3 separate regions of the Homo sapiens genome follow, and all the other regions are linked to region 2. The links are chromatin loops, found by intact Hi-C in ENCODE. Cell type or tissue: ascending aorta. All regions are shown on one strand. Links, peaks and the distances in the headings refer to the core of each region. The heading gives the core; the rest is flanking DNA. Region 1 holds the start of TNFRSF11A (TNF receptor superfamily member 11a). Region 2 has its middle 61 kb from the start of ZCCHC2. Region 3 overlaps PHLPP1 (PH domain and leucine rich repeat protein phosphatase 1).

Evidence for each region. Hi-C counts contacts between places; a loop is a spot of excess contacts. Peaks named below come from ENCODE experiments on the same cell type or tissue, not always from the same donor. Only the 100,000 strongest peaks of a DNase experiment are listed, where the experiment ranks them.
Region 1: a loop joins it to region 2, with 6 times the contacts of the local background. A loop is called at or near these places in 28 of 110 quality-filtered maps.
Region 3: it touches region 2 in a loop (4-fold over the local background); 95 of 110 quality-filtered maps call a loop at or near these places.

The regions. Positions count from the first base shown.
Region 1 is chr18:62,319,439-62,330,101 of GRCh38, forward strand. It overlaps TNFRSF11A (TNF receptor superfamily member 11a), which reads left to right and starts at 5,872. Exons shown (of 10, transcript NM_003839.4): 1 at 5,872-5,989. The coding sequence starts at 5,915. RefSeq lists silencers at 5,504-5,713, 5,764-5,963. In ascending aorta, for the core only: a CTCF peak has its summit at 5,726; a DNase peak (open chromatin) is centred at 6,524; H3K4me3 peaks cover 2,397 bases; H3K27me3 peaks cover 3,038 bases.
Region 2 is chr18:62,579,043-62,589,705 of GRCh38, forward strand. It overlaps a transcript of ZCCHC2 not described here. Among named protein-coding and RNA genes, the nearest start is that of ZCCHC2, 61 kb to the left of the region's middle. RefSeq lists enhancers at 5,158-5,217, 7,083-7,262, 7,134-7,428. In ascending aorta, for the core only: CTCF peaks have their summits at 5,470 (motif pointing left) and 7,308 (motif pointing right); DNase peaks (open chromatin) are centred at 5,479 and 7,337; H3K4me3 peaks cover 297 bases; H3K27ac peaks cover 576 bases.
Region 3 is chr18:62,977,051-62,987,713 of GRCh38, forward strand. PHLPP1 (PH domain and leucine rich repeat protein phosphatase 1) reads left to right here. Exons shown (of 17, transcript NM_194449.4): 17 at 1,212-3,383. The coding sequence ends at 2,381. Among named protein-coding and RNA genes, the nearest start is that of PHLPP1, 270 kb to the left of the region's middle. In ascending aorta, for the core only: a CTCF peak has its summit at 5,805 (motif pointing left); a DNase peak (open chromatin) is centred at 5,771; H3K4me3 peaks cover 522 bases.

The DNA.
Region 1 (10,663 bases), core at 904-8,903, 260 kb before region 2:
CCTGTAATCCCAGCACTTTGGGAGGCTGAGACAGGCAGATCACCTGAGGTCAGGAATTTGAGACCAGCCTGGCCAACATGGTGAAACCCCATCTCCACTAAAAATATAAAAATTAGCTGGGCATGGTGGCGTGCACCTGTAATCCCAGCTACTCAGAGGCTGAGGCAAGATAATCGCTTGAACACAGGAGGCAGAGGTTGCAGTGAGCTGAGATCGCGCCATTGCACTCTACCCTGGGAGATAAGTGTGAGACTGGGTCTCGGGAAAAAAAAAAAAGGCCGGGCACAGTGGCTCACGCCTGTAATCCCAGCACTTTGGGCGGGCAGATCACGAGGTTAAGAGATCAAGACTATCCTGGCCAACATGGTGAAACCCCGTCCCTACTAAAAATACAAAAAATTAGCTGGGTGTGGTGGCGCGTGCCTATAGTCCCAGCTACTCGGGAGGCTGAGGCAGGAGAATCGCTTGAACGCAGGAGGTGGAGGTTGCAGTTCGCCGAGATCATGCCACTGCACTCCAGCCTAGGAGACGAGAGCGAGACTCTGTCCAAAAAAAAAAAAAAAAATTACAGGTAGGTAATAAAAACATTTTTATTTATTAATAAGTTTTCACTATATGCAAGATTCGTAAAGTCTTATGTTTGCATAATTAATTTAAGTCTTTTATGTATTCTCTTTAGCTCTATACCCAGTAACAGCAACTATATATATAGCACCACATGAAAAAAATACATAAACTGAACAATTCTTATTCTTGCTGCGATTGATAAGCATCTCATTAACAAGATTGTGCCTGTGCTTTCTGGTGCTTAAATGAAGACCTGTTAAAACGTAAGATAATCCTTGCAAGCCATCCACTAGAAACAAAAATTATGGCTACATTTTCATTTTACTTTTTTAATTCTGAAAACCAAACACTTCGTGCAGAATTGAGAAGTGGGGATTTCCAGCATGAGGTGCACACTATCCATGTAGAAGAGTTTTCATATCAATCTATGATTCCTGAATAGGTATAATGTGCTCTTTTTTTCCCCCAGAGAAAATAAAGAAGTTCATTGTCAGTTGATTACTTTTTAAAAATGGAAAACATTTAGCTTTAATAAATATTAAAGCTAATATTTTTAAATATTGTTTAAAAATATTTTAATTTTGAAAATTGTTTAAAATATATTTTTACATTTGTTACATATAACTAAATTTTATTGTATATGTGCTTATAAGTGTGTGTGTGTGTGTGTGTGTGTGTGTGTGTGTGTTGAGACAGAGTCACCTTCTGTTACCCAGGCTGGAGTGCAGTGGCGCAATCTCGGCTCACTGCAACCTCCGCCCTCCTGGGTGCAAGCAATTTTTGTGCCTCAGTCTTCTGAGTAGCTGGGATTACAGGTGTGCACTACCACGCCCGGCTAATTTTTGTATTTTTAGTAGAGACGGGGTTTCACCATATTGGCCAGGCTGGTCTCCAACTCCTGACCCACGTGATCCACCCACCTTGGCCTCCGTGCTGGGGTTACAGGCGTGGGCCACCACACCCCGCCAAATGTCGGTTTTTAAAATCACAAACAACATTGAAACTAGTTTTTGCAAATGAGAGCAATCACCTTAGCTATGTGTTTATTCTTCAGTGAATATAGAAAAACAGTATTTGAGATCAATTACTTCCATGTTTCTCATGATAATGCTCTATGTATAGGAAAGATAACATCCTCAAGCCTATTTTCTTGGATTTTATTATTGTATTGTATTATACATTAATATTTATAAAATATTGGAATTATTTGAGTGATAGTTCTGTAGAGATATCTTTAAGAGTAATTTAATTTTAAAAAATTTTAAATTATTAGTAGATTTAATGTGTTAACATAGGCATTCTGCTGTTCAAAAGTGCTTCCAAAATCAGCACACTCACCTCTGGGGCTTTCCAAGCAGAAGTTTTAAGTCCCCTACTCTTCTTAGAAAATAGAAGGGGGTAATGTTGGAAGTGTGCCAGGAGTAAGCCTTGGTATTTTTCATGAAGTGCCACGGTGAAAGTACCTTCTCCCACAAGTCAGTTCCTTTTAGCAAAATAATAATCTCATCTAGCTTTCCTAACCGTGCTTTTCCCAGAAAGCCTGTCTCCTCATTGAAGATGGCGACACACTAGATAATTCAGTATTATTTTGTCTGTGCTTGTGACCATTCCTGTACTTACTTCATTTAGAGTTTTAACATCTATTTACCAAGTTTACACAACTGCCAGTTAAAAATGCAAAAGTGCATTTTCCTCAATGTAAATAGTTTAGAAACATCAAAAATAAAAGTGTGAGTTTCTCCTTTTCCTTCTGCCGCTCACCTGATGTTAAAAATGTGGTGCTTAGTGAAGCAGGACTCCCACCCCCGAGTCAGAGAACCAGGATTGGAATCACAGCTCTGCCACTGATTGGCAAGTGACTCCAGGTAAGTTTTTAATCTCACCGTACCTCAGTATCCTCATTTGTAAAATGGAAGTAGTAATTGTACTCTTTACACGCCTGTTGTGAGGATTAAATGGATTTTTAAGTGTGACTATGCTATTAGTGTTTCCTATTATCCTTTCTAGAAACTTTCTTTGCTTATATAGATAAAATCATGTTTACGGTTCTTTAGAAACATGGGATGATATTGCTCTGTAACTTACTTCTTTTACTTCATAATCATGAACATCTTTCCAAAACTACATAATATTCTTAAGTAGCTGCATTATATTCAAAACTGTGATAGGCAATAATACTTTCCACCATTTGTATATTAACAGCTATTCACATTTTTTCTTTTTGTGGTTTTATAAAAATGCTATACTAAACATCCTTTTGTCTCTTTCTTTATGTATTGATATGTTTGATTCCCAGATACAGAATTGCTTCATCAAATGATATTTGCAATTTTTAATTTTTAAAATCAACACTGCCAGATCACTTTCTAAAAAGCACAAAAGCAACTCAGCAGTGCACCAATTAGGCTGTACAGTAGGGAGTTAAAAAGCCAGCCAAGTAGTATGACTATGGTAGCACAAAGGGAGGGAGGGAGAAAGTGGCAGAATTTTATCTGAAGGTAGACTGTGATAAATTATGGATGTGCATTGTAAACCCAGAGCTGCCACCAAAATAATAAAACAAGGATGCATATAAAACAAACTAACATGAAGAGAAAACAGAATCCTAAAAATGCTCAAACCAAAAGAAAGTAGGAAAAGAGGAAAAAAAGGAACAAATAGAAAAACGGATGGAAAAAATAGAAAAATAGCACAATGGTAGACTTAAACTTCACCATATCTATAATCGCATTACATGTGAACAATCTAAACACTCCAATCAAAAGGCAGAGATTGTCAAAATGGGTAAAATGGGAAAAAAGAGCCAAATGTAATGCTGTCACTTTAAATGATATAGATAAATTAAAAGTAAAAAGATAGATTGAGATAGATCATCTAAATGCTATTCATAAGAAAGGTGAAATGGCTATATAATTAATATCAAAGTGGACATGAGAATTTGATTTTACCACCAATCAAGGAAGACATATAATAATGATAAACGTCTCAATTCATCAGGAAGACATAATAATTCTAAATGTTTATACCTCTAAGTAGAGCTTCAAGAATATGAAAAAACTGACAGAAATAAAAGGAAAAATAGACAAATACAGTTATTGTTGGAAATTTCCACACTTTTTCTCAGAACAAGTAACGGAAAATCAGTATGGATATTTCAGCCTATTTGACCTGATTGACACTCATAATGTACTTTACTGACAACAGCAAAATACATAGCTTTTTCAAGTGCACATGGAATTTTGACCAAGATATGCCATGTGCTGGGCTAAAAGTAAGGCAAGTGAATAGTTCTGGCAATCCAGGAATTCAAAACAGGTTATATTCTATTGGCATGGGACAAGTATCTTCATATAAACAGTTACCTTATGATATGGTTTGGCTCTGTCCCCACCCCAAATCTCATCTTCAATTCCCACGTGTTGTGGCAGGGACCTGGTGGGAGGTAATTGAATCATGGCTGCAGGTCTTTCCCGTGCTGTTCTTGTGAAGTGAGTAAGTCTCATGAGATCTGATGGTTTTAAAAATGGGAGTTTCCTTGCACAAGCTCTCTCTTTGCCTGCTGCCATCCAGGAAAGATGTGACTTGCTCCTCCTTGCCTTTCACCATGATTGTGAGACCTCCCCAGCCACATGGAACTGTAAGTCCGTTAAACCTCTTTCTTTTGTAAATTGCCCTGTCTTTATCAGCAGCATGAAAACGGACTAATACATGATACAAAGGAGGGATTATACGTATGGATCCAACATCGACCTAGAATGTGAGGAAAGACACAATCCTAAGCAAGTAATGACAAACAAAAACAACAGGATGCTATTGAGATGGAGCAGGAACCCATCTTAGGAGCCTGTGGAGCACCCCTAAGCATGGAAATAAAGGAAAATCTTGAGTTCCTTCAAGGGAAATTCCAGGTACCTAGCTAGCCCTAAGAAGTAAATAAGTAACTTGATAAGCAAGAAGGTAATTATAGCTTAAAACAATAACCAAGGAAGTTAGATTCCCTATAGAAACGAAAGATAACATCTTAACATATGTCCCTGAATTGTTTCTCAGAAACCCAGACCCCCAACAAAACAGATCCACTGGCATGCAGACCTCAGACAAGGGGGAAATGAGGACGGAACTGACCACCATTCTTTCTTCTAAATTTCTTCCTGAAGGGCAAGGAGGAAGTCACACCCACGAGCCAGAGCTAACATTCATTTTTGCTGACCCCAAATTTTTAACAAAGCTTCTCTTCCTTCACTGATGGCAAGTCAGAAAATCTTTGAATGTATAACCTATAAGCACCCTCACTTTAAAGATTTTCAAGATATCCCAGCTTGTTAGACCAAACCAATGTGCAACCTCCGTGTATTATGATTTTGCCTGTAACTTCTGCTTTCTTGAAATTAACCCTGCGTTTAAAAATCCTTACTTGCAAGCCAACTGAAGGTCAGGATTTAAGCAAGAGCTGCCCCATTCTCCTTGCCTGGAGCTCTGCAGATAAGCGCCCTCTTTTCTCCCAGTGCAAACCTTAGTGCGGATGGCTTGGCCTTACTGCACCAGAAGAACGGACCTCAGTTTTTAGGTAACACTGTGCCCCAGACATCTGGCCACTTTATGTCTGAAAGGGCCAATGTGGTGATGGGGGCTGGGGGACGCCTCAAGGCTGGCGGAGCCTGGTGCCTTTCTAGAATTTGGTGGGTGCAGGACGGGTGAGGGGCGGAGGCAGAGGATCAGGAGAAGAAAAAGAGATAGTGGCTGCTGGCCCCAACATTTTGAAGCAAAGAACAAGAGGAGTATTTTACGAAGATTGGCGGATGGTGTATTGTGTTGATGCCTTAACTGCAGTCGACGAAATCTCCAGGAAGGATCCTCCTCCCGTTCATTCTCGACGGTGGCGCATCCACTTTCGGAAGGCCGGGCCTCGAAGGGTGGGCGCGCGGGGCAGGAGCAGGACCACCCCGATGCCCCCATTCCTTCCCGGGAGGCGGGGCCCACAGGCCTGGGGTGCGGCAAGGCAGGAGCCAGTGCCGTGAAGGGCAACCCAGGGCTGGTCTCCCGCCAACCTGTCTGCAGCCCGAGCACCTGGGCCAGGGGCGGAGACCGGACCAAGGAGGCACCGGGCGCGGCGAACACCCCCGGGGCCCCTCCCCGAGCGGGGCCCCGCGTCCCACCGCAAACCAGGGGAGCTTGGGCACCACCTGGCTGGCACCGCCGGGCCCGGCCGGAGGGGGGCGCAGGAGGGCGGCGCGGGGGCAGGTGCGGGGCGGGGCACGGGGGCGGGACCACACAGGGCCGCGGCAGCCGCGCCCGCTGGGCCACAGAGGCCGCTGAGGCCGCGGCGCCCGCCAGCCTGTCCCGCGCCATGGCCCCGCGCGCCCGGCGGCGCCGCCCGCTGTTCGCGCTGCTGCTGCTCTGCGCGCTGCTCGCCCGGCTGCAGGTAAGGAGCGCCCGCGCCTGCCGGGCCGCGCGGCCCGACGCCTCCTCGGGAGCCCCGGGAAGGGCCGGGGCCGGCGGCATCCTGGCTCCTCCGCCTTCCGAGAGGAGCCGGAGTTTTGGGGAGCGGAGGCCGTGGGAAGCTGGGGAGGCGCTTCCAGAGTTGGACGGCGGAGGGCGGGAAAGGGCAAGCGGAGGGAAACTGGGGCGCAGAAGGAGCAGGTTGGCGGGACCGCAACACCCGAAACGGGCTCTTCCAAAAGCCCCTCTTAGCCGCAGGCTTTGATGCTGTCATTTTCTCCAAATGCTTCTTGAGCACCTACTAAGCGCTTGCGCCGGGCGGTGCCGCGGGAGACAGCGCCGTGGGCACCTCACTTGCGGCAGATAACCGTTCCCGATACGATTTCTCCCGGGTGGCCTCCGTCCCAAATTTCCACCCGGAAAGAGACATGATTCCCTCCGTCCCTGAACTGCGGGCTTGCCTTTGCCTCCCCTGAGCCCCTTCGGGGACACCCCTGCCAGCTCGCCTGGAGGCCCCGCACGGCGGGGAGAGACTGCGCGCGCGCCCCGGGGATGCTGGACTTGACCCTCGCAGACCCGAGTGGCTTCCCGGTCCTCTCGGAACAGGTTTCTCAGTACAGTTAGCAAGCGAATGCAGCCAGGCACGGACTTTCTGCCTCGTGGAGGAGGGCCGCAGAGGGAAGCACACCCAGCACAACAAACGCTTTAAAAATCGTTGATACGAACTTGAAAGCTCTCACAGGGAAGGGCGAGTGGTGGTTTTCTTGGTTTCGGCTGGGTCAGATTTCCCCTCTGTTAACACTAGGTTAGGCTGCTGCCGTCCCTCCGCAGCCGGGCACGGAACCCGGAGAGGCGTGGGGAGGGACGCATGGAGAATCGTGTTTGGGTGAGAAGAGAGGGGAAAAGCCTTGACAGAAATAATGTGGGTGCACTGAAGGCTGAAGCAAAAGATTCTAGGGAAGATTCATTCCCAATTGTATGGGTCTGTCAGTATGGTTGAGGGAAACGAAGGCGGAAAAGTCTAAAGGATTTTTTCATTTTAAGCACTTCAGGTGTTGCTTAATTAAGTGTTCAACAGGTTGAACGGGGTGCTACCTTATTTGAACCAAAGGACCAGGGTTTCAGCGAACAGCTAGCCACCTAAGAAAAACCTGCCTGACCACGCAGTTGCAAAATTATCTCTCACTGCTGTCGCAAAATGACATATTCATATGTGCATAAAAGGCGTTCGGTTCTAATATGAACAACAAATGCTATCAAAATAAGTTTATTTTTCAGGGAGACCTTTCAACAAATGCTGTTTCCCGTCTTTTTGCCTTTAAGCCCCTTTCATTATGCATGTTTAAAAATGTAAACTTTTGCATTGGTCATTTCCAATTCTAGGGGAGCGAACCTTCTAGGAACCTTATGAATTCCTTGGCTGGGCCACGAATTCAATTGATATAAGACAGACTAACAGGAGAAAAACTGTACTTAATTACATACATAGGCACAGGACTCCTACAAAATAAGAGACTTGAGGAAGGGTCAGATGATTGAAGCTCATTATAGCATCCATAGGGGCTTCTGCAGGGTGCTGCAAAACAGATTTTGGGGCGGGTTTGGGGAGGAAGCATATGGTGAGTAAAGGACATCTTGTCAGGCACATAAAAGATTCTCAGGCAATAAAAATGGTCTCTGACCAGCCCTTCGGAGAATAGGTGAGAGCCTGTGTGGGCTGGTGTCAACCTCCTGTCTCCTCTCCTGTAATCGGAGTTAATCTTCTCTGGGTGAGAATCTTCTCTGGGTGAGAAGATTCCCACGGCGGAGATTTGAGACATTTGAGTTCGTTTTGGAGGATCTTTCTTTGGGCAGAGTTCAGAGAAACCTCTGCCCGTGGCCACTACCACCTGCCCTGAGTTCAAAATAATCAGCACACCATAGTGGCATATTTTGGGGTGGCATTTCCTGAACTCTTTCACAATCAAGTGACATTGGAATGCTTTTCTGCTTATTTTACTTGGTGCCCAACCTTCCCAGTAGAAATGCATTTTCTCTCAAAGGTGAGACTAGATGCAGCCTTAAAATAATATTTCCTAGAGATACTGTGGTTATCTAGGAAAAAGCTCTCTCTGTATTCAATGACTGCTTGTTTGGCCAGCCTATTCCATTAGCTCAAAATTTAGGAATGGCATTGACAGTTCATTGAAGATGTTAATGATCAAACACCAGGCAAGACTTCAGGAACTGCCTAGTGGGTAAATTGGTTTTGCAAAATAGTTGGCATAAATGGCTTCCAGAAAGTGCCTTATCTGTAGGGATCGTATTTAGTTTCATTTTTATTATATTAAATAGGTTCAAACTTACCTGAAAGGCTATAAGTTTTGCCCTTTAAAACATTTCTATGATTATATCTCTGCCTGCTTGTATTTGTGAGGGAATTCATTTTCAGATAGAATAAAACTATTTGCCTACAGATAAAAACATTTTGAATTTTTATGTAGCTAGTCCTGCTGTTTATTCCAGGTAACAAAATATAGATGCACACTGTTTTCATTAAGGTAATGGATTGTACACGGTCATGTTTATCTGGGGTTATAAGATGCAAGAGCAGGTGCGTGCATACGCAGGACAACAGACATTGGTGGTGTCAAACACTGTGCTAATGAGGAATAAGGGGAAGGCGCATGGGTCACAGTCTAGTGGAGAGCGCCAGATGGGAAAAGCTGTGATGATAAGAGAGCAGCAAATGATAAGAAAAGTACAGAGGGTGGCAGAGGAAGGGAGAGAGGGAGGAGGGGAGGGAGAGAGGGAGGGAGGACCGCTGGAGGAATCCCTAAGGACTTCGGGATGAAGGGGTTTCCCAAGTGGTCTTGGAAAGATGTGTGGGAAACCAGAGGTCAGGGAAGAAATGATTCTAGGAGGTGGGAAGAAAGCTCCCTATGTTGGGAGGATGGTGTGAATGCTTTAGACCTAAAAGAATCTTACAGAAAGAAAGAAAAAAAAAAACAACCATATATTTTTATGACCTTGCAGATAGCACAAATCACCTAATTCAGGAAACCCCCACCAAACAAATTGGGCATTGAACTTTTATAGTTTTGAGGTAACTCTTGGATGGCCCTTACTGAGGTGGTAAAGTCGACTAATCAGAAGCAGGCCACAGGGCCCTGGAGCGCCCATGGGGAGACCCCTCCGAAGAAATCCCCCAGGGTGTGACTCTGGGTCATAGGGTGGGTGGGTGCTCTGTGCCACCTTTCCTCCTGCCCCCCATCCCATCCGAGAGGGGAGACATGGATATATGCAGTCATGCCTTGTTTGGGGAGCACAGACACAGATCTGTGGGCTTACAGTTCATTTTGCTGAGAAATATTTCAAATGCCTCCCCTGTTATTTCCTTTCTACCACTTCCCCCTAAAATGGCAAACCTGTAATAGGAACATACTCCCTGTGTTGATAAGGAAATAGCTTGCTTTTTCAGTTATCTACCAGAACTTCTTACATCAGGAAAACTGAAACAATAAAAATGTGCCTTTGGAGGTCAATAAATCAGTGTTTTATGAGGACATGAAAAGGGGAGTTCCAAAGCAGGGCCTCCTCTGCAAAGAGTGTTGTTTTAAGAAGGGGTAGTGTGGACTTCATCTGCCATGTCAATATTAAAATTTCCCCCATTGTATTTTCCTATTTTTGAAGTTCATGGAAAAAAAAATAGTGTTTTTCCCACATGCTGTATCCAGTGGTCTCTAGGAATGTTGTCTAGGCCATTTTTTGGTTTGTTTTTTGTTTTTTTGGCTGATGTGAGTCTGCAGCCCATCCTGATGGTACGCAACTGTCCAGGTGGTTCACTCCCTAGGGCATCTGCCCCCTGGCCAGGTGGCCCATGGCCTGACTGCTGTCTCCTCACAGCATCCTGGCCTTAGTCCACAGGGAAGCACACCTGCCTCTGAGCACACAGGCTGCTGACTCCAGCTCAGTGCACCCCAGGACTGGCATGGGTAGGATTCTGCCCAGCAGGTGATTTTTCCTCTGAGTACCCTTTCATTCTCTGCCCGGATTGTGGGACGGCCTTTCTGTGTATTTCCCTCTAGTTGCAGTGTGGGGCTTTCTATGGTGTCCACTGCTGGAAACACAGTTTAAGTTCAGCTCACCCTTTGTGCCCCAAAACGCTAAGCTTGAAAGAACCAAGAAGGAGCCGTGGGTTTCAGCAAAATAGCCTTGATCCCTCTGAAGTTCTTAGTGAACTTTTGAGGTTTAAAACCGAGTGGGTGTGGAGCAAGATTACGCACAGCCCCATATCTCTGTCCTGATTCTGAGAGACACTCTATTTCCTGCCTGCGAGACCAACCTGGCAGCGCTCCCCAGGCAGGCTGCCTGTCTGCCTGGGTCACCAGAAGCTCCTTGTCAGAGGGCTGACTGGTGCTGCTGTTCTCACTGTGTCACGTTCCAGTCGCAGTGTGCTCTCACGCCAAGAAGCCCAAAGCAGCCCCAGTCAGCAGTGGGAAGTACATTCTTTAGGGCCGTGTGATGATGACTTTATATGTGTGTTTGTTTTGTGAGCCACCGTCGACTTTCAGCCTTTGAGTGCTTTGGGTCACTGCTTGCAGGCCACAGCATTCGATAATGAGAAAATAAACCTGAATTTGTGTTCAATGCATTCAGTGACTGCAACAAATGGAGT
Region 2 (10,663 bases), core at 1,744-9,743:
CAGGCATGAGCCTCCATGCCCGGCCTCCCAAGTAACTTTATATAGAGGTAATCTGCGTGACCACTAGAGAAAGGGGGACTGCACTCCGTGAGTTTTGAGTACTCGGCTGCGTGCCAAACACTATGGTAGCAATGAGGCAGAGTCCTTGTCAACCTTGAGCTCGTATTTCCAGTTTAGGCCTTTAGCCACTAAAAGTGTAAAGGACTCATTACTTTATCAACTTTGTTAGTGTGATTTTATTAGCCAGGCCCCTCTCTCAGTATAATGTGTACTATTTTTTATTTCATTGCTTATCTTGGCTGTAATCCAGGCTCAAAGTTTTTAAACGGTTGGTAATTTATAAGAGACGGTTGGGGGCCTGTGTGTGTTGCTCCACGCCGCCCTTGACGCAGTCCTGGTGGCCAGCACCGTCCTGGGCCTTGGCTCTTTGTCAGGAGCCATCTAATGACTGTGCCCTCTGGATCCGGTTGGGTGGGCAGTGAGTTTGAAATGATTATAAATTCCCTGATTGTTTACAGGGCACCAACTTTCGTTTTCAGCCAACAAATAATGCACCTATAGGTAACGTGTAAATCATGAACCCAGATTCACATTAACTAGCATGTCCCATATCCTTAGCTATCCCTCCCTCCCCTTCCCCCACTACACTAAGGTAACCACTGCTTTAGATTGTGTTAGTCTTTTCTTTTTTTTTTGTGAGACATGCTTTAGCTCTTGCTGCCCAGGCTGGAGTGCAATGGTGCAATCTCGACTCACTGGAACCTCCACCTCCCGGGTTCAAGTGATTCTCCTGCCTCAGCCTCTCAAGTAGCTGGGATTACAGGCGTCTACCACCACGCCCAGCCAATTTTTTTTTTTTGGTACTTTTAGTAGAGAAGGGGTTTCACTGTGTTGGCCAGGCTGGTCTCGAACTCCTGACCTCAGGTGATCCACCCGCCTTGGCCTCCCAAAGTGCTGAGATTACAGGCGTTAGCCACTGCGCCCGGCCTTCTGTTACTCTTTTACTTGTTTATTTCCCCACACACTGCTCCTAAATATACCGTTTCTTTTTGTTTTTCTTGAGCTTTATAAGGGTATCCTTTTGTGCCTAGCTTTCTGTGCCTGGCTCTGTTCATCTGATTTTATGGTCTTGATGTTGTGTTCTTATATTTATTCATTTTCCCTACCTTATGATAGTCTCATTGTGGGGAAGAATATAGATAATTTCTCCATTCTGTCAATGGACATCTGGGTGGTTTTAATTTTTTTTCTGTTACAAACAAGTCTGCTGGGAACATTGTTGTCCCTGGTTCGTGTGTACACGAGTCCTCTAGGGCGGCAAGCTGGGAGTGCAGCGGCTGGGTTGTAGGACATGCAAGTATTCAGTTTGCCAAGATTTGCAGTATTGTTTTCCAAGTGATTTACACTCACACCAGCAATGTAGTAGAGAATCCTGAATGGGTATCTAGACCCCCCTCCCGAGATGGTGTCACAGTGCTGTGGAAGGCCAGGTGGACCCCTCCCGAGACGGTGTCACAGTGCTGTGGAAGGCCAGGTGGACCCCTCCCGAGACGGTGTCACAGCGCTGTGGAAGGCCAGGTGGACCCCTCCCGAGACGGTGTCACAGTGCTGTGGAAGGCCAGGTGGACCCCTCCCGAGACGGTGTCACAGCGCTGTGGAAGGCCAGGTGGACCCCTCCCGAGATGGTGTCACAGCGCTGTGGAAGGCCAGGTGGACCCCTCCCGAGACGGTGTCACAGTGCTGTGGAAGGCCAGGTGGACCCCTCCCGAGACGGTGTCACAGCGCTGTGGAAGGCCAGGTGGACCCCTCCCGAGATGGTGTCACAGCGCTGTGGAAGGCCAGGTGGACCCCTCCCGAGACGGTGTCACAGTGCTGTGGAAGGCGAGGTGGACCCCTCCCGAGATGGTGTCACAGTGCTGTGGAAGGCGAGGTGGACCCCTCCCGAGATGGTGTCACAGTGCTGTGGAAGGCGAGGTGGACCCCTCCCGAGACGGTGTCACAGCGCTGTGGAAGGCCAGGTGGACCCCTCCCGAGACGGTGTCACAGTGCTGTGGAAGGCCAGGTGGACCCCTCCCGAGACGGTGTCACAGCGCTGTGGAAGGCCAGGTGGACCCCTCCCGAGATGGTGTCACAGCGCTGTGGAAGGCCAGGTGGACCCCTCCCGAGACGGTGTCACAGCGCTGTGGAAGGCCAGGTGGACCCCTCCCGAGACGGTGTCACAGTGCTGTGGAAGGCCAGGTGGACCCCTCCCGAGACGGTGTCACAGCGCTGTGGAAGGCCAGGTGGACCCCTCCCGAGATGGTGTCACAGCGCTGTGGAAGGCCAGGTGGACCCCTCCCGAGACGGTGTCACAGTGCTGTGGAAGGCGAGGTGGACCCCTCCCGAGATGGTGTCACAGTGCTGTGGAAGGCGAGGTGGACCCCTCCTGAGATGGTGTCACAGTGCTGTGGAAGGCGAGGTGGACCCCTCCCGAGATGGTGTCACAGCGCTGTGGAAGGCCAGGTGGACCCCTCCCGAGATGGTGTCACAGCGCTGTGGAAGGCCAGGTGGACCCCTCCCGAGATGGTGTCACAGCGCTGTGGAAGGCCAGGTGGACCCCTCCCGAGATGGTGTCACAGTGCTGTGGAAGGCGAGGTGGACCCCTCCCGAGATGGTGTCACAGCGCTGTGGAAGGCCAGGTGGACCCCTCCCGAGATGGTGTCACAGCGCTGTGGAAGGCCAGGTGGACCCCTCCCGAGATGGTGTCACAGCGCTGTGGAAGGCGAGGTGGACCCCTCCCGAGATGGTGTCACAGTGCTGTGGAAGGCCAGGTGGACCCCTCCCGAGATGGTGTCACAGTGCTGTGGAAGGCCAGGTGGGGGAATGCATGTGCAGCCTAGGTCTTTGCATCTAGAAAGAGCCCCAGAGTGGAGAGTCACCTTGGGGAAGGGGACGCAGGCTGGGCAGGAACAAAAACAGCAGTGTGTGGTTGGGGACGTGGGGGAAGGAGATACAGCCATAGTAAAGGGAAAATTATAAAAGAGTTTCAAGATTTGTGGGTACAGTAGATAAAATGGGATCAGACTGGAGAATTTGGAGTTGGTTGAATGAAAAATGGGAAGTTTCCAAGTTTTGAATAGAGGGAAAACACATTGACAGTGGTATTTGAGGAAATCCTCAGGTGGTTAAGGAAAGAGAGCCTGGAGGTTGAAAGACGGGTTAGGCATGGCCAGGAGGGCCGAGACTAAGGTGTTGGCCGTGGGAAGGTCCATTTAGAAAGGGATGGAAGAGACAGGTAGAAGGAACCTTGATGCTCTGAACTTTATTTTCCCTAGATGTAAAATGAGAATTGCTCTTTTAAATTATGGTTCAGTGGCCGGGCACAGTGGCTCACTCCTGTAATCACAACACTTTGGGAGGCCAAGGCGGGTGGATTACTTGAGGTCAGAAGTTTGAGACCAGCGTGACCAACATGGTGAAACCCCGAATCTACCAAAAACACAAAAACTTAGCCGGGCATGGTGGTGTGTGCCTGTAATCCCAGCTACTCAGGAGGCTGAGGTAGGAGAACCGCTTGAACCTGGGAGGCGGAGGTTGCAGTGAGTTGCAGTCACACCACTGCACTACAGCCTGGGTGACAGTGAGACTTCATCTCAAATAAATAAATAATGGCTCTGAAGGTTAAATAATCTATGGGAAAGGTCCAACATAATGAAATAGCACTGAGAAGCCACTCAAATTCTAGTTGAATTCAATTTTGATGAACAGGGAGATTGTAATACTATTTTAAGAGACAGGGCCAGGCACAGTGGCTCACACCTGTAATCCCAACACTTTGGGAGGCCAAGGCCTTGGGCAGATCACTTGAGCCCAAGAATTCAAGACCAGCCTGGGCAACATGACGAAACCCCATCTCTACAAAAAATACAAAAATTAGCTGGTCCTGGTGGTCTATGCCTGTAGTCCCAGCTACTCAGGAGGCTGAGGCAGGAAGATCGCTTGAGCCCAGCAGGCAGAGGCTTCAGTGAGCCCAGATCATGCCACTGCACTCCAGCCTAGGTGACAGAGTGAGACCGTGTCTTTTTTTTTTAATAAAAGGGAAGATGTGGACGAGAACAGGTTTGGGTAGGAGTGATGGCAGTGATTCTTTGGATGGTGAGGAACCTAGCAAACATAGCTCTTCATTAGACTAAGATTAGTTAATTTTGCTCTATGCACTGATGAACGATATAGAAGCTATTCCTTACCCTCGCAGATTAAACCTAGTTGGAAAGCTTGCCAGTTAATGGTATGTATGGACTGTACAGACATGCCGAGTCATAACGGTCATGATTATTCAGTACCAAAGTAAAAGTTTATGGCAAGGCAAATCTACATTTAATTTTTTATGTAAGCACTAAGAATCAAATTTTTCTGAAAAGGTTCCAAAGAGATGAGAAAGCACGGTGTAAAATACCTGTTTTCTTAACAGCACCTAGTACTTAACAGCACCATCCATTTGAGCTTGGAAGACATCTTTTTCACTTCTCCATACTGATTGCAAAAGCATTCTAAGGTTAAGGCAGTGAAACCATATGGAGGCAAGCTGTGACAATAGTTCCACCCCATGACACTCCCATAATCTTAAAAGAATAAAAAAATACTGACCCCCCCCTCCACCCAACCCCACCCCACCAAGAGGGAGGGCTCATTGATTTCCAGAGCAGTGAGTTTCGAGGTGTGAGATATGAAGAAATGGGGTCCCTGCCTGGAAACGTAGTCACGACATCTCTACATCTTCTTCTCTTTAGGGGAGGAGACCAGCTGTTAAAGGATGAGGGGCTCTGGGGTCCCAGGGCTGAGAGGCAGGTGTCAGCTCGGGGTGGAGGGAATGTTTTAACTGGAGTGCCCTCGCCCCTTCAGATGACCCTGTGCAGAGAGAGGACAGGCCAGGGCGGACAACCTTGTCTTTCCCTGGATGCTCATTAACGTATTGGCTTGCTCAGGTTGGATTCCTAGGGTCAGAATAACATCATATTTGATGTTACCGCTGCTTACAGATACAGCTGTTGTGCTTGTCCATGCAAAATTTCCCTAATTCCTAAACGCTGTCCTCTGTTGAAAAATGTAAGCCCCCTGAATTGGAACATGGGTACACATCACCTGAGTTCTGTGTGTGTATGCAAATGTTTATCAATTGTGGAAGCTTTGGAATTGGGGGTGGTTTGGGGCTTCCTCTTGTCTGTTCTGTAATGGGGGCACATCACACGTGTGGGGACCGGAGACCCTTCACGCAGTCACCTCCGCCTGCAGAGAATGCGGGCCTTGGTCACCAGAAGCTCTCAATCCCATGATCCGGTTTTGCTCTCTGAAATTTGGCGGTGGGAGTTGTGGTGAGGTGGGGGGTTGGGTGGTTCTTCATTGTTTTTCTTTTTCCTCTTGCAGTTCCAATTTGAGCCGCTGTGAAAAAGGCCTCCACCAGCCTCTCACCAGAAGAGATTGCTCATTGGAACGCAATGCCACCTGGTGGGGGACGAGGACAGTGCGAGCAAGCAGATGTTATTTCCTACTGACCTAATTTAGAGAACATTAAACGTAAGAGAGGGAACATTTGGGGTTGGAAGCCTGTGCCCAAAACCTTAAAGAGTGCAGGCAGCTGGCCATAAAAGCAGCTTGAGCAAACCCCTCATTCAGCCGTTGAAATGTGTGTGTGAACACTTTAAAGGTTTCCTCTGTGCTTTTCCTGCGTGCATTTGGTCATCACAGCTGTGAAGTGGGGTGGGAATGTTTCCCCTCGTTTTCTAGGAGAGAAATTTTGGGTTCAGTGAGACGAAGTGCTGCAGACAGGCCCATGGTGATGCTCAGGCCTCTGCTTGAAGTTGGTGCTCACTTCCTGGCACCACTTCCTGCCCCCACCAGTGCTTCTGGCAGAGCCCAGGGCAGTGGCTTTATGGAACTGTGTAAGGTGATAGGAACCCACAGGTGGAATGGCCGTGTGGCCTCTGGACTGAGGAGGGCTGGACCAGGTTGTGGGCACGCCTGGAACACACGCCACATCCTATCCCATAGCGAGGCCTCTTCCTTGTGGCTCTCGAAGGATTTGAGGACGCGGGAGGGTGAAATGTTTCCAGAGAAATATCCAGGACTTTTAGAACTAGGCTTTCAAAAGCATTTACCTGTCAGATAAATTCAAGTGGCATCAATGCAGATTTTAAATGTGTACAGATATCTCCACTCGCACGCTGAGTTGTGCTTCACACAAGTTTTGCGCACGGAGTATTCCATTAAATCTACTGAAGCAGTGGGGCAAGGAGAAAGGAGAGGTGACTGCTGATGTTTTTAAAGCTCTGACAGTCACATATAGATTGTCCCAGGTACCCCTGCTGCCCCCAAGACACTCCAAAGGCAAAGATGGATGGTGACAAAGTAACCTTCATGCAGAAACAAGAACAGTCACCCCCAACAACAAGCCCTGCTGAAGGTGAAGAATGCCACCAGGCTGCCTGGCAGTTACTGAGTGCTTATTCCTGCTAGCCTATTGGAGTCACGTCATATTTGTTACATGGTAACTTAATTGTGCCTTCCACGCCTTCACAAAATCAGTTGTACAAGAGAAGGCACCCACCACAGTCCATGTGACCTTTCTCGGTCTGATTTACATAGTGGGGATGATGACACTCGCGTTGTAGAGTAGTTGCACGATTAAACCTGGCACACAGACATAAAGCACTCAATGTCTGACACATAGTGGACTCTCAAGAAGTTTGTCATGCAGGGGACACTTGAATGCCCAGTATGGGCCAGACAGCATCAGCTCATTTCAGTCCCACAGCCCTGTGAGGGAGGAACTCTGCCCTGTTTTACAGTTAGGGAAATTGAGGCACAAAGGCTAAGAAGTCGATATCCAAGGGCACAGAATGATTGGGTGACGGTGAGCCCAGGCAGTGTGACAACAAGGTTGCTGCCCCACGCCACCTCTGTCTTTCGTGGGTATGTCGGTGTGAGGTGTAGGCAGCCCTGCACTGGCATTCAGCAGGCGGGACTCCCGGGCAGGCTCTTCTGCGAACACTCATGGGCCACCAGCCCTTTCTGGAACTTGCCTTTTTTTTTTTTTTTTACCTGAAAGCTACGTGAATCGTTGGTAAATTGGTGTAAAAATGGAACTGAGTCATCTCAAAAGTTCCTTTCAGTTCTAAAATTCTGTGAATTGAAGCCTACTTTTTCACTTTAAATGATTTATTGGGTTTACAGTTCTTTACGCTTTCTGATTGAACTGATTTGAAGTTCTTATTTCGTGTGTTGGGGAACACACCCCCAACCCGTCACAGCGTGGCCGTGGGTGGGAGATGGACGTTAGGCTGGCCAGTCACTAGGGGGCAGCATCAGCACGGGTCTGGCTGTCCCTGGCCTTAGGGAGCAGTTTCTGCCCCTCCTGCCCCGTCAGAAAGTCTCGGACTCCTCTCTGCTTGCATGTGTAAAGTTTTCATTTTCAGGGGCCTTTTAGTCAAAAAAAATAAAGCTGTATGACTTAGTGCTGAAGGATATGAATTAGGCGTAGCTCTTGGGTTGGCAGCATAAACCAAGGGGCATCAACCCACCACCGACAAGCTAAGAATGGTTTTTACATCTTTAAATGGTTGAAAAAGGAAAAAGAATGTTTAGTGACACGTGAAAAATACATGAAATTCAAACTTCAGTGTCTACAAATAAAGTGCATTAGCACACGGTCGTCTTGCTTCTCTATGTGTTGTCTGTGGGTGCTTTGTCTTATCCCAGCAAAGTGGAATAACTGGGATGGAGACGCTATGGCCCTCGAAGCCTAAAATATTTACCGTCTGTCCCTTACAGGAAAAGCTTGCCATAATCAGCCTCATCTGAAGAAAGATGCACTTCGCATTATCTTGAAGGTCCTGATTTTCTGGGAGGAGGGACTCGTGCCCTCCTTTTCGGGCTCTGCTTTCTTGGCACAGTCAGTAGTTTCTGGCGCTTAAGAAGGCACAGACGCTAAGTGGGTGCAGTGAGCCCAGGCAGTGCGCGGCACTGAGCGGTTAGGAAGTTGCTGGTTCTTATGCACAGTCATTCAGCAAACCTTGGCTGGGAGCTCAGCCTAGCGAGGGGCATCCTAGCACCAAAGATCAGAAAGAATGGGGAGGGGAATGAGGGAAGGACTTTCAAAGGGCGTGTTTTAGTTGAGCCAAGAAGGAAGAAGTGAGCTTTTCCTTAGTGAAGAGGTGAGAGATGGCAAAGGAAACAGCATCGCCCAAGGTGCTTCTGGGAAGAGTAGCTAATGGAGAGTGCGCTGGGTGGGGGAATGAAAGACTCCAGGTCCTGCTGCAGGAGCTGGGAGGCGGGGTGGTCCAGAGACAGGCAGGGGCAGGCAGGGGCTGCAGGCACCTGCTTCACCGCGGGAGGGAGCCAGGAGAAGTGGGTCCCAGAGGAAAATCTTCCTGTACACGGGCTGCATTAGTGGTACCTGAGGGCATCTGGAAGACCGTGGTTCTCCTTGCAACAGTCACCTAATGGCCTTCAGTGAAAAGACAGACTCCTTGACTCTCTCTTTCCCCAAACACATTCCTACAGAGTGGAAGTTTCCAGAGAAAACAGCCATCAAAGAAGGTTGAGAGTGAGAATTAAGAGACACTGGAGAAGATCAAGAGAATGTGCCCTGAAGACAACAACAAAAATCAATAAAAGATTTCAAGAATGAAATGGCTGTTGTGGTCACGTGCAGTAGAGATAAGGAATTATTCCTCGGGGTCACTGAAGCTAAGAAGACGGGTGCTGGGGGATGGGGGCAGCAGGGGAGGGGATGAGGGCAGGGCTGGAGGAAGACGCCTAGGCAGATGGGAGCTGTGAAGGTGGAGTTGCCCGTTGTACTTGGGGCAGGCGGAGGGTGGCCTGATGGTGTCCTTTATCCCGGTGACATGGGGGAGGCAGGCACTGAGGAGAGGGACCAACGTCTGGAACTGCTGCTTGGATCAGGGAGCCGAGGGGCACTGAGTAAAACTCCCAGCATCCCTGAGGGTCCACTGAGATTGAAACCATGGATTTGAGGTGTGGCCAATCACACAACACAGCTTAGAAATCATTTCTTTCTAATGATGTAGGAAGCCGAGGCAAGAGAAGGGTTAGGTTGATTTGGGATGGAGATGTGCGGGTTCCATACAAAGATTTTGTGTTGAGTTCACTGCCCTTGCTAATTCAATTACCCCTTTTGGGCTTTCACTTCTCCTATCACTCTCCCTGCAAACCCATTCCTATCTCTGCTACAAGTTGAATGCCTTGTTAGGGGTGCTGCCTCCAGCTCCCAGGGTTGCAAGTCTGCGCCCTGCATGCCTGTTCCCTGCAGCCACACTGGGCCCATCCCAAGGGTCCTGCTGCCTCCAGGCTTCTTGGGCCTTCACTTTTTCCAAGCTCTTGTTTTGGTGCCAGCTTCTATGTCACTGTTCCCAGACTAAGTGGGGAAGGGACTTGCCCCAGGAGTCCCAAATCTTGTCCGCAAGTCACTAATCTCTGGTAACTTACATCAATCAAACCAGAGACTGAAAAGAGTTCCCTGGGCGGGTCAGGAAAGTGGTTTTTCTACCTAGACAGTGTGTGTGCATCAGGCAGCAAGCTGAAGTTACACATCAGCAGCAAAGGCTTACCAGAAAACTCCGTTTGGACTTAATTTAGATTGTGCAAATACGAAAAGGTGAGTGGCTGAAATGTGCCTTTTACTAATGGTAGGGGTGAAGGGAGGGAGGACAGTTTGCTAAACATAGAAACATGATTTCTGGGGAAATGTTTAAACCGTTAGGACAAGGCTTATGCCTATAATCACTGGGCGGCTGAGCTGGGGGGATGGCTTGAGGCCAGGAGTTCAAGACCAGCCCAGGCGACATCACAAGACCCCCTTCTCTACCAAAAAATAAAAGCCAGGTGTGGTGCATGCCTGTGGTCCCAACTATTCAGGAGGCTGAGGCGGGAGGATTGCTTGAGCCCAGGAGTTCGAGGCTTCTGTGAGCTATGATCACACCACAGCATTCCACAGCCACAGCGAGACCCTGTCTTAAAAAGCAAACTGCTAAGACAAGTGACCTCCAAGCATTTCACAAGGATCTATTAAATAACAGATAAGTAATATTACAATTCCACTCTAGTTAACCTCTGTCTAGTTGCTAAATTTCTGAACAGAAGTATAGAGGTTATTGGCGTAGACTCAGTTTGAATCCGAAGACGACTATTTACATGCTGGGGCCACAGAGCAATGTCCTTCCCCTCTGAGCCTCAGTTCTTTTACCTGTAAATAAAAATCACAGTAGTGTCCACCCCACAGGTGTGTGCAAGGGTTAGATCATCTAAACGTGGTGTCTGGCATACAGGGAGCGCTAACACAGTCTTCTGTTTTCTCTTAAAATGTTTACTTATTCGAAACCTGCCTTCCTATTTTAGGGCTTATCAAAGTTAGAAATGCCTCCCTTCTTGGGTTAGACTGTGCCTTGTTCTTTCCTGTTAGCTGTTTTTATTTTACATACTCGTAATCGTCCTATACAATCATTCTGTATCTTATTTTTTATTAATACGAGGGATGAGCCAACATTGATACTTTGTTGCTAACCAAAGTCTATAGTTATATTAGGATTCACTCTTGTTCCGTTCTGTGGGTTTTGACAAAGGTGTGAGGACATGCATCTGCCGTTACAGGGTTGTGCAGGATAGTTTC
Region 3 (10,663 bases), core at 1,333-9,332, 400 kb after region 2:
CAAATTCCATGCTTTGGGGACAGATTATGTCAGTAGAATCAAGGCAGTTTAAGGTTGTGCTTGAAGCCCATCTTACTAATTTTACTAATAGGAATGCTTACCTGCTTATAAGTGTGGTGTGGCAAAGTTGTGTGAGAAGCTGGGAAAGACATCCCTAGGACAAGTAAACACCTTGCCAAATCCCAAATAAAGGGAAGTGGTAGGACTGGAAAGGAAATGGATATTCTGTGGAAGAAACACTTTGTCATCCCAGACAGGGATTTGTCATAATGAAGCCTTTCCTGGAAAGAAGTGTTAAAACTAGGGCATGTAGAGGTATGTCATGGACCTGAGAATCTCAAAATTTGAAGAATAAAGAACCAAGCAGGTACACGTGGCAAAAAAAAAAAAAAAAAAAAAAAAACCCAGGTCTTTTTATTGGCAAGTGGTCTGGCACTTTGGTAATTGATTTAAATAGCATGCACACAGCTGAACTAAAGCCAGCAGATCTTGCCTTCTCCATTGGTCAACAGGAAATCAAGTTCAAGGAAGTTGTAAGAATTGGCATTTCTTCTTTAGCATCTGTTCTCCTGACATGAGCATTCTTACCCACCTAGTCAAACCAAGGTTTTCTCCACCGCTTAAGTACTTTCAAGTCCTCTCTGGACCTTTAGACACTACTGCCTCTTGTGATCATGGAGAGCAATGGAAGATTTAGGAGCATTGTCTTGATATATGCCTGCGTCATGTGTCTTTGCTCAGGACTGGCTTCTATCAGAAAGTCTCTTGCTACCTCAGAGTCTTCCTACACCCAGCCCGTCTGAGGGCCGATCCTTGATCACCATGTTCACCAAGGGAGGGAAGATGTAAACCCATGTTTACAGGAGGAGCTAGCCAGCTATGCTTGCTGTGTAAGGCTAGATGATGGCTTGCTTTAGATAAACAGCAGGACTTGTGACCTAGTGTGAATGGGGTCCCAGTAACACACATAACCGAAATCTTTTCCTTTTGTCCCTACTGCTCCTTACCTGCCCAGGCCTACTACCTGGGGTTTCTGATGACAGGTGCACATTAACTACTCACTACAGAGTGAGCCCTTCTTTCCTCTGTGGGCCACACAGCACTTCTCTGTGGTCCTACAGTCGAGACAGTCGAGGGACCCGCAGGGAACCTGCACAGTTGCCGCAGGTGCTCTGTATTAACTGTCTGTCTGCAAACCCTTGTTCTTCCAGGATGGCAAGGTGAACGGAGTGACTGAGTCCACGCGCATCCTGGGCTACACCTTCCTCCATCCCAGTGTGGTGCCTCGCCCCCACGTGCAGTCCGTGCTCCTGACTCCCCAGGATGAGTTCTTCATCCTAGGCAGTAAGGGGTTGTGGGACAGCCTGTCCGTCGAGGAGGCCGTGGAAGCCGTGCGCAACGTGCCCGATGCCCTGGCTGCTGCCAAGAAGCTGTGTACCCTGGCCCAGAGCTACGGCTGCCACGACAGCATCAGCGCTGTGGTGGTGCAGCTCAGTGTCACTGAGGACAGCTTCTGCTGCTGCGAGCTCAGCGCCGGTGGGGCTGTGCCACCACCCAGTCCTGGCATCTTTCCTCCCTCAGTGAACATGGTGATCAAGGATCGGCCCTCAGATGGGCTGGGCGTGCCGTCCTCCAGCAGCGGCATGGCTTCCGAGATTAGCAGTGAGCTCTCCACTTCTGAGATGAGCAGCGAGGTGGGGTCAACAGCCTCCGATGAGCCCCCGCCCGGAGCCCTAAGCGAGAACAGCCCTGCCTACCCCAGTGAGCAGCGCTGCATGCTCCACCCCATCTGTCTGTCCAACTCCTTCCAGCGCCAGCTATCCAGCGCCACGTTCTCTAGCGCCTTCTCCGACAACGGCCTTGACAGTGACGATGAGGAGCCCATCGAGGGCGTCTTCACCAACGGCAGCCGGGTGGAGGTGGAGGTGGACATCCACTGCAGCCGGGCCAAGGAGAAGGAGAAACAGCAGCACCTGCTTCAGGTGCCAGCAGAGGCCAGTGATGAGGGCATTGTCATCAGCGCCAACGAGGATGAGCCAGGTCTGCCCAGGAAGGCAGACTTCTCTGCCGTTGGGACCATTGGGCGCCGGAGGGCCAATGGCTCTGTTGCGCCCCAGGAAAGGAGCCACAATGTGATAGAGGTGGCTACAGACGCACCTCTTCGAAAGCCTGGAGGCTATTTTGCTGCCCCGGCTCAGCCGGATCCTGATGATCAGTTTATCATACCCCCGGAGCTGGAAGAGGAGGTCAAAGAAATCATGAAGCATCACCAGGAGCAACAGCAGCAGCAGCAGCCGCCACCACCCCCTCAGCTCCAGCCGCAGCTGCCGCGGCACTACCAGCTGGACCAGCTGCCAGATTATTACGACACGCCACTATGACCCAGCCGAGCTGTTTAACAAATAAACTAACCACAAAAGACTGAGTTGCAAGAGTCTCCCAGGCTCACATTAAACCAGGGGTTTTACTCCACATCCTTCCCCCAGACACTGTTCCCAACCTGTCATCGCAGCTAATCTGTAGGTTCTCTTTCTTTGGGTTATTTTTTTAAGTAATCACCACTTTCTTCTAGTGATGCTTTACCAATATGATTTACATTTGTTAACTTCTCCCCCTAACATATCAGATATGTAAAGACAAAGAACAAAAGGTTTAATATATTACAGAGAAACAGTTAATGATAATGTAATATTTTTTAAAATGGCTTTTTGTTGTTTGTTTGGAAGGCAGGGCAGGCTGCCGTTGCTAAATGATTTAATAATATTGTAATTCTGTATTTCTTTGGGGGGAAAAGGCTTTTGTTTTGTTTTGTTTTGTTTTGTTTTGTTTTTGTCTTGAAAATAATAGACATTTGTAGAATATGGAGACTAACTCCTAGGAGTTGCTTTACTCTGTCAGGTGACTTAAGTCACTGGGATTCACTAATTTTCTCTGAGAGAACAGCTGATTGAGAATTTCCATTGTAAATAGCTCAGTGTTGTATAGTGAGGCTTACGATGTTTTGTAGTCTTGGCGTAAGGACACAGCCCAAGTAACTGACGTTTCCCCTCCCCCTCCCCTCTGAGGAGCCTGCCTGCCTCACAACTCACCCTCACTTCACTGAATGAGGAGGCTGAGCAGCTGCAGTGTTTCTGTCCGGAGGAAATGGATCTTAGGCCACTGGACAAGAACCTGCACCCAAGGGCCCTGAACCCATTTTCCTCCCCTGTCCCAGCCTTCCCACTTTGACAGACACTTTTAACTGTGTTCCTTACTGCTGCCACAATCAGCATGGTTGTATAGTGCCCCATTAGGCCATTTACATACCCAGAGTTATACTCAAGCAGAATGCACAAATGGACATGTCATAATTTTTGTTACAATAAATATGAAATTTACAAGTATTTACAAGTATCTGCTTTTGTCTCAGCAGCCAGATGTTTCTTGGAGACAGTCACACTAGCTTGCGTTTAGAAAGAATGGATGGAATATTGGGGTTATCAGATATTTCTGATTTTTTTTTTAAGAGAAAAACATCCAGTAAGTTAACCTACATTGAATGAAATGTGAAATTAACCAAATGGTAAGCAGTATAATTAGCTGATCTTACAGCTTTTCTTTTCTTTTCTTTTCTTTTTTTTTTTTTTTTGAAATGGAGTCTCGCTCTGTCTCCCAGGCTGGAGTGCAGTGGTGTGTTCTCTGCCCACTGCAACCTCCGCCTCCCGGGTTCAAGTGATTCTCCTGCCTCAGCCTCTGAATAGCTGGCATTACAGGCACCCGCCACCATGCCCAGCCAATTTTTGTATTTTTAGTAAAGATGGGGTTTCACCATGTTGGCCAGGCTGGTCTCATACTCCTAACCTCAAGTGATCTGCCCACCTCAGCCTCCCAAAGTGCTAGGATTACAGGTGTGAGCCACTGTGCCAGGCCTGATCTTACAGCTTTTCTATTTCTTCTTATGACTTAGGGTAAGATGTTTGGGTACTTCTTAGGGAAGATGTGAGAAGGGGGATAGACAGAGGTTGCATAGATAGGGGAGATCCCTGGACAACTTTACTCTCACGAAGCGAAGTTTTCAGTTTTCCTGGGGGGCCTGTAGCTCACATAAGCAGGTTAACCTGCCTCTTACTTGGACAGGGTCAATCAAGCTGGTTGGCTTGCCTTCCACCACCAGCAGGAATCGTGTAGGTGCAGCGGTGTGTACTTAAGAAAGCCAGTATTCCCAGCTACTAGTCAACTGCATTTACAGACAGGGACCTCCGCCTTCACCTCGCCCCCACCCTACACGTGTGAACCTTGTGTGGAAGATACTGTTGGTCTTCATCTCACATGGACCACCTTCCTATGTAGACCTGGCTTCCTTCTTTAGGTCTGCCCTTGGGTGGGACCTGGCTAATTCAGTGACAGGGCAGTTCTTATTTCTTAACTAGTAGACTTGGTGGTGGGCTCTGTGTCCCCCTCTAGGAGGCCGCTGGGTGGACTTTGTTTTCGTAATGGCCGTACTTCATTTCCACATCAGGCTACTTGCACACAGTGCTCTTTGGAAACCACTAAAGCCATGGAAGAGAATTGCCTCATCTCGGCCCAGTGAGAGACCCAGGGACCAAGGAAGCTGACTCCCCAGTACAGGCGGAGCGCTCTGGCTGAGACTGGAAGCTAAACCACCTTGGGACCCCTGCCCCGGTTCCACTTCCCAGCCCCTTACCTTGTCCCTCGGGCTGCCCCACTGGGTTGAAGCAGATGTGGACAACTCCAAGCTCTCACACCGACGCCTTAGTTCCTGCAGGTCTGGGCTGCTTCTCTGACTTCCTCAGTTCTTAAACCCCCTCTGGGCAGGGTTCACCTGTCCCCGGGGGTGGAGCACACCCCGGCCTTGTATGTGGATCTCTTCCACCGCAGCTCACTTCCAGAGTGGTCAGAACTGGCTGAGCGTGGTCCACGGAGGCAGCAATCGCTTCCAGATTCTAAAATGGGCCCCACAGCAACTCTGTGCCAGGGGCAGCCACTGGGCCCCACAAGCTCTGATGCAGGGACACCTCATTTCCTAACTTCTGTGTCTGCTGCAGGAGAAAGGGGTATGAGACTTGGAATTGCTTTTTTCCTGAGTCCTCCAGTTTATTTGTGCTTGCTGCTGGGTTTATTGTCTCTTTTCGGTCCCATTGTGCACATACTACATGTAAGGCACCTTGGAGTGAGACTGCCCTTTGGAGGCTTGGGGTAAGTAGGGCATTTAGATGAAAAGGTAATTCAGTCAAGCACATGTTGAGTGACCAAAGTGGCATAGACTTAGCTGATAGGTCTCCATGCGGTTGCATAGGAGCTGCCTCAGTTATTTCTGAGGAGTTTCTTTGCATTTCTGTTTATCCAGATAGCATCTAATAGTATATGTAGAGCTGCTTATACAACTGAAAGTGCTTTCTGAATATTAAAGTGCTTAATATTTGAAGATCCCTGAAGCCACAGTGTCTGCAGGGTAAGTATTAGGGAGAAGGGCATTCCCGCCTGCTCTATTCCCTGCTTCCTGCTGGAAATCCAGATAATTGGGAAAGGGCTTTGAGGGGAGAGAAAGGAAGAAATGAAACGGGAAGCGGAGAGCTGTGGTGAGCCTTGCTAGGAGAAGAACCCCTGATCGAGGACCCTAGAAACTGTTTGGTGTTGGATCCAGCGCATGCTGCCCGCCCTGTGCTGCCCTCAAGCTTCCTGCCCTTCGCTCCTGCTCCCGAGCACTGGCTTTGATGAGAGGTAGCAGAGCCGATCTCTGGGACCCAGAAACCCCACCTGCCTGCCTTGGTTTCTCTTGATTGCTTTTGTCACAGCACCACCTGCTGGTAAGCTTAGACTTTGGGTGGAAATGGGCTTCACTCTTTATCCTTCCTTCACTTTCCCAGAAGAAACAAAGTGTTTAAGTTTCTTATCACTGTATTTTCGTAAACACATGATAGCAAACTCCTATACCACTGTCAAGTATAGCCGAGAAGCTGTGTTTCCGCTTTGTAAGACAGTAGAAGTGATGACAGCTGGTTCCTGTGATGAGCCTGATTTTCCATGGGAAATTGACATGCAGAAATATTAAGATGGATAACCAGAATCATATAGTTTTGCTGGGAGAGAAGTCTGTCTTCAATGTCCATCTAATTCCCAATTCCCCTTTCCATGGTTAAAAAAAGCAAAACACAAAGCATCTGTTAACATGTTCTGGACCTTATAGGATAACACCTGAGAGTCCCCTCACCACTGGCACTGCAGGGGAGAGAAGAAGAATTCCATTTGATCATGTGAACATTCATCAAAGGGTATTTTGAGTTCATCCCTGACATGTTATCACAAGATAGAATTTCAGGCCGGGCACGGGGGCTCATGCCTATAATCCCAGCACTTAGGGAGGCCAAGGCGGGTGGATCACTTGAGGTCAGGAGTTCGAGACCAGCCTGGCCAACATACTGAAATCTCGTCTCTACTAAAAATACAAAAATTAGCCAGGTGTAGTGGTGCATGCCTGTAATCCCAGCTACTCGGGAGGCTGAGGCAGGAGAATCGCTTGAACACAGGAGTCGGAGGTTACAATGAGCCGAGATTACGCCACTGCATTCCAGCCTGGAATGCAGAGACTGGAACAGCCTGGCGACAGAGACTCTGTCTCAAAAAAAATTTTTTTTTCTTTTATTATCATACTTTAAGTTCTAGGGTACATGTGCACAACGTGCAGGTTTGTTACATATATATACATGTGCCATGTTGGTGTGCTGCACCCATTAACTCGTCATTTACATTAGGTATATCTCCTAATGCTATCCCTCCCCGCTCCCCCACGCCACAACAGGCCCCGGTGTGTGATGTTCCCCACCCTATGTCCAAGTGTTCTTATTGTTCAATTCCCACCTATGAGTGAGAACATGCGGTGTTTGGTTTTCTGGCCTTGTGATAGTTTGCTGAGAATGATGATTTCTAGCTTCATCCATGTCCCTGCAAAGGACATGAACTCATCCTAAAAAAAGATAGAATTTCTATAAAGTGTGGGTTTCTGGTATCTGCCTTACCTACCTCTCCAGCAATCAAATTAGGTCATGTATTTGCAGTAATTTAAATACTAAAGCCTTATGTAAGTGTAAATATTGTCATTGTTACAAATGAAGGAACTAAGGGGCGTCTGAAAGAAAATAATGAGGAATGCAGCAAAAGCACCTTTTTAAGCCAGGTATGGTACTGTGGGCCTGAAGTTAGTCCCAGCAACTTGGGAGGCTGAGGCTAGAGGATCACTTGAGCCAACGAGTTCAAGGCCAGCCTGGGCAACACAGCAAGCCCCTGACTCTTAAAAAAAAAAAAAAAAGAAAGAAAAAAGTACCTTTTTGAAAATGGGAAACTCTTAAGTCACTTATTACAATTGTTATAGAAGGAAAAGCACTGGTAATGATGGAGAAAATGGGCTTCTCTCATTTGTTGCCATTTCATTTTTCTTTCATTGCATCCCCCTAACTCACACTGTGCAAACTAGTCTATGGAAACTCTTATCTCACTATTGTCATTTATCTGTCATGAACTGATTCTTATTGCTATGTATTTGAAAGACGGCTCTAAGGTGGTTTTTTTTTTCCCCTAAGCCTCACCCCACTCAGCACCAAAATTACAACAAAGTTCCAACTTAGTACGGCGAGTCTATTGCCCTGCTCACTAAGTGAATGTAGGAATTACATCTAGCAGACAAAGCTTTGGGCTGGTGATGGAAAGCACACCCCACCGCTCACACCCTCCTGCTTCACTGTGTGCATTCATTCAACGTGTTTAGGAAACACCAGTAAAGAGCTGGCTACTTTGCATGGCTCTGCCTCACCAGCACGGGGCCCTGAGAAAATGGCTTGGTGTGGAGGTGGCTGTGCTAACCTCATGAGGGTGTGAGCCAGCCTGACGATGGCCTACGGGCCCACATGAATGGCAGAAGCCAGTGTGGAGGCCCCATATATTGTCCTGTTCCTTCTGGAAGACTAAGGTTGAACACTGCCGAGGAAATTGGCAGATGGGTCCTCAAGGCAGCCGTCCATTTTCTGGGGTGTGTGGTAGAAAGCTGGAGGCTATGCTGTCCCCAGCCCTGATGTGAGTACCCATAAACAATCATGGCATTTCTCCAGCTTCGGTTCATGAGTCCCTTCATTTTATGCCCAATCAGAAACACAGTGTTCTTCTATCCTGTGCAGAGGGGGAAGCAACAGAACACTTGGAGAATTTTCTTCCATCTGCTCATGACTGGAATTGCTCTCATTGTCATTCCTCCGCTTTTCTAAGGACAGGGAAGGAAAACTGCCTTCACTGAAATCACAGGTACTTTCTAGTCATTCAGTTTCTTAGGTCTTATTCCATTCTGGTAAGCTGGCACTTTCCCCTAATTACCAATCTTACCTATTGAGAGAAAGTTGAAATGGCAACAAAGATGGTTTTCCCAAATGCTACACCTCCAGATGTTGACTTTTCTTGAACTCATAAATAAGTGATTTGCTCTTCTGAATTTTCAAGAAAACTGCTCCACAATTAACATTCAAAGTTTCTTAAACTAGTTTTCACTTAATAGAAATTGCCTTGTAAGCCACGAATAAATCAAGCACACAAAATAAATGTATTTTATTTGCCTTATGATCTGTAATACTGTAATGCTGTAATACACCTCCTCCTAGAGCATTTCAGATGGTTAAAAATAGCTTATTTAAATGTGTCACATCCATATACACCATGGAATACTATGCAGCCATAAAAAATGATGAGTTCATGTCCTTTGTAGGGACATGGATGAAATTGGAAATCATCATTCTCAGCAAACTATCGCAAGGACAAAAAACCAAACACCGCGTATTCTCACTCATCGGTGGGAATTGAACAATGAGAACACATGGACACAGGAAGGGGAACATCACACTCTGGGGACTGTTGTGGGGTGGGGGGAGGGGGGAGGGATAGCATTAGGAGATATACCTAATGCTAAATGACGAGTTGATGGGTGCAGCACACCAGCATGGCACATGTCTACATATGTAACTAACCTGCACATTGTGCACATGTACCCTAAAACTTAAAGTATAATAATAAAAGAAGAAAAAATAAATAAATGTGTCATATCACTGCACACCCTGCAAACAACAAGCCATACTTCTTCCTTATGAACAGCAATATGCTGAAACCACCATCTCTCACAAGTTAAGCCCATTAGGATTTTTTTCCCAAAAACTTCAGCAGACATGTGTTACAGTGTCACCTGTGTGTGTCGTTTGCATATAAGGACATAAAGTTTTGTGAGTCCTCCAGTTTTCAAATTTAAATTTTGTTATATTCCTTAGATTCTGGTGTGTTGGGTGTGTATTCTGTCACTATTCCTGGGACATTTCCTGAAGGACGATGGGGCGTGGGGGGAGAGAAAGGACAATGGATGGACATGGCCAAGAACAGCAGTTTGACCAGAGAGGGCTGTTTCCTTTCCATTCTGTTTTAGTCTCAGCTGTCTTAGCGTCACACAGCAGACACCATCTCAAGAGTTGACCTCAGACCCGTTTCTAGGCAGAATATCCACTGTGCTGTTTTGCTGAGTTGGTGTTGTGTTTGTTCCTGCTGGTGCTCCAAAGATAAAGGCTCCTTGGTGCCCCTTCCTAAACTGGTGAGCACCTCCATGCATAAGTGGAGCACTCACCCTGGGCAGAGTGCAGTGGGAGAGGCTCCCAGAGATGGACAATAAAACCACAGTTTAAAAGATGACAATGTGCTGGGGAGACTTAGAACCAACAAACACAGTGGAGTGACAGAGTGGGCTGGGGAGGGCCAAGCCCCACACATAACTGCTAATGGCCAACCCTGAGCTCCAAAGGGCCTCTAAACCCCAGCCCTGCAGTGTGACCCCTGAGAACCGGCTCAGTGGGAAGTTCTTACTGTCCAGCAGTGACCTCCAGGCTCTCCCATCTGCTGGCCTTATGAAGGATAATACTTCCCATCACCAGTGAACGAAGAGGGGCAAATGTCCACATCCCGCAAGCTGCTCCTCCCTGCCACCCAAACAGGCTCGTTCTTAGATGGAGTGCCCTTAGCCATTGCGCTGCAATGCCCAGGAGGCTCCGCAGAAGTTGAACCCCCTCCACATGCGCTGAGTGCAGACGACACAGGAGCAGATAAGAGCGGCCCTGTGCTGCACTGACACTCACTAAGACTCAAACTTGGAGCGCTGAGGGGGAGCAGGGCCAATGCTGCTGTGTGCTGTGCACCGTCAACACCATGGCAACCATTTCCCAGCTGCTTTTCTTGAATGAGCAGGTTTGATTTTGATCAACTTTCAGTCGTACGCGCATGGGGAAGGTGGATACTGCCGGCCATCCCTCGTTCCCATCCAGCACGCTTGCCTCACAGCTGCCTCTGCTGCAGGAACCCTTATCCTGCTCTGTGCACCCCCCTTTCTAGCACCCTGAGGACAGGCCACATGCCCATTAGCAATGAGGGTAGAAGGCCCTGGCATCTTGAGTGAAGATGGGAGGGAGGACACCTGGGGCTCAGCAAGCCCCGCCGTGAGTCTGAGTGGCCTCCGCTTTAGCCATGCTTTTGCTAGAAGCAGCCTGAGGGTCTCAAGGGGCTTATCCTTGACACGGGCCCAACCCTCTGCCCTCTTCTTCTGCCTAGGGCCATGGAGGTGGGTGCTGTCCACAGATTTCCAGCCTCAGTC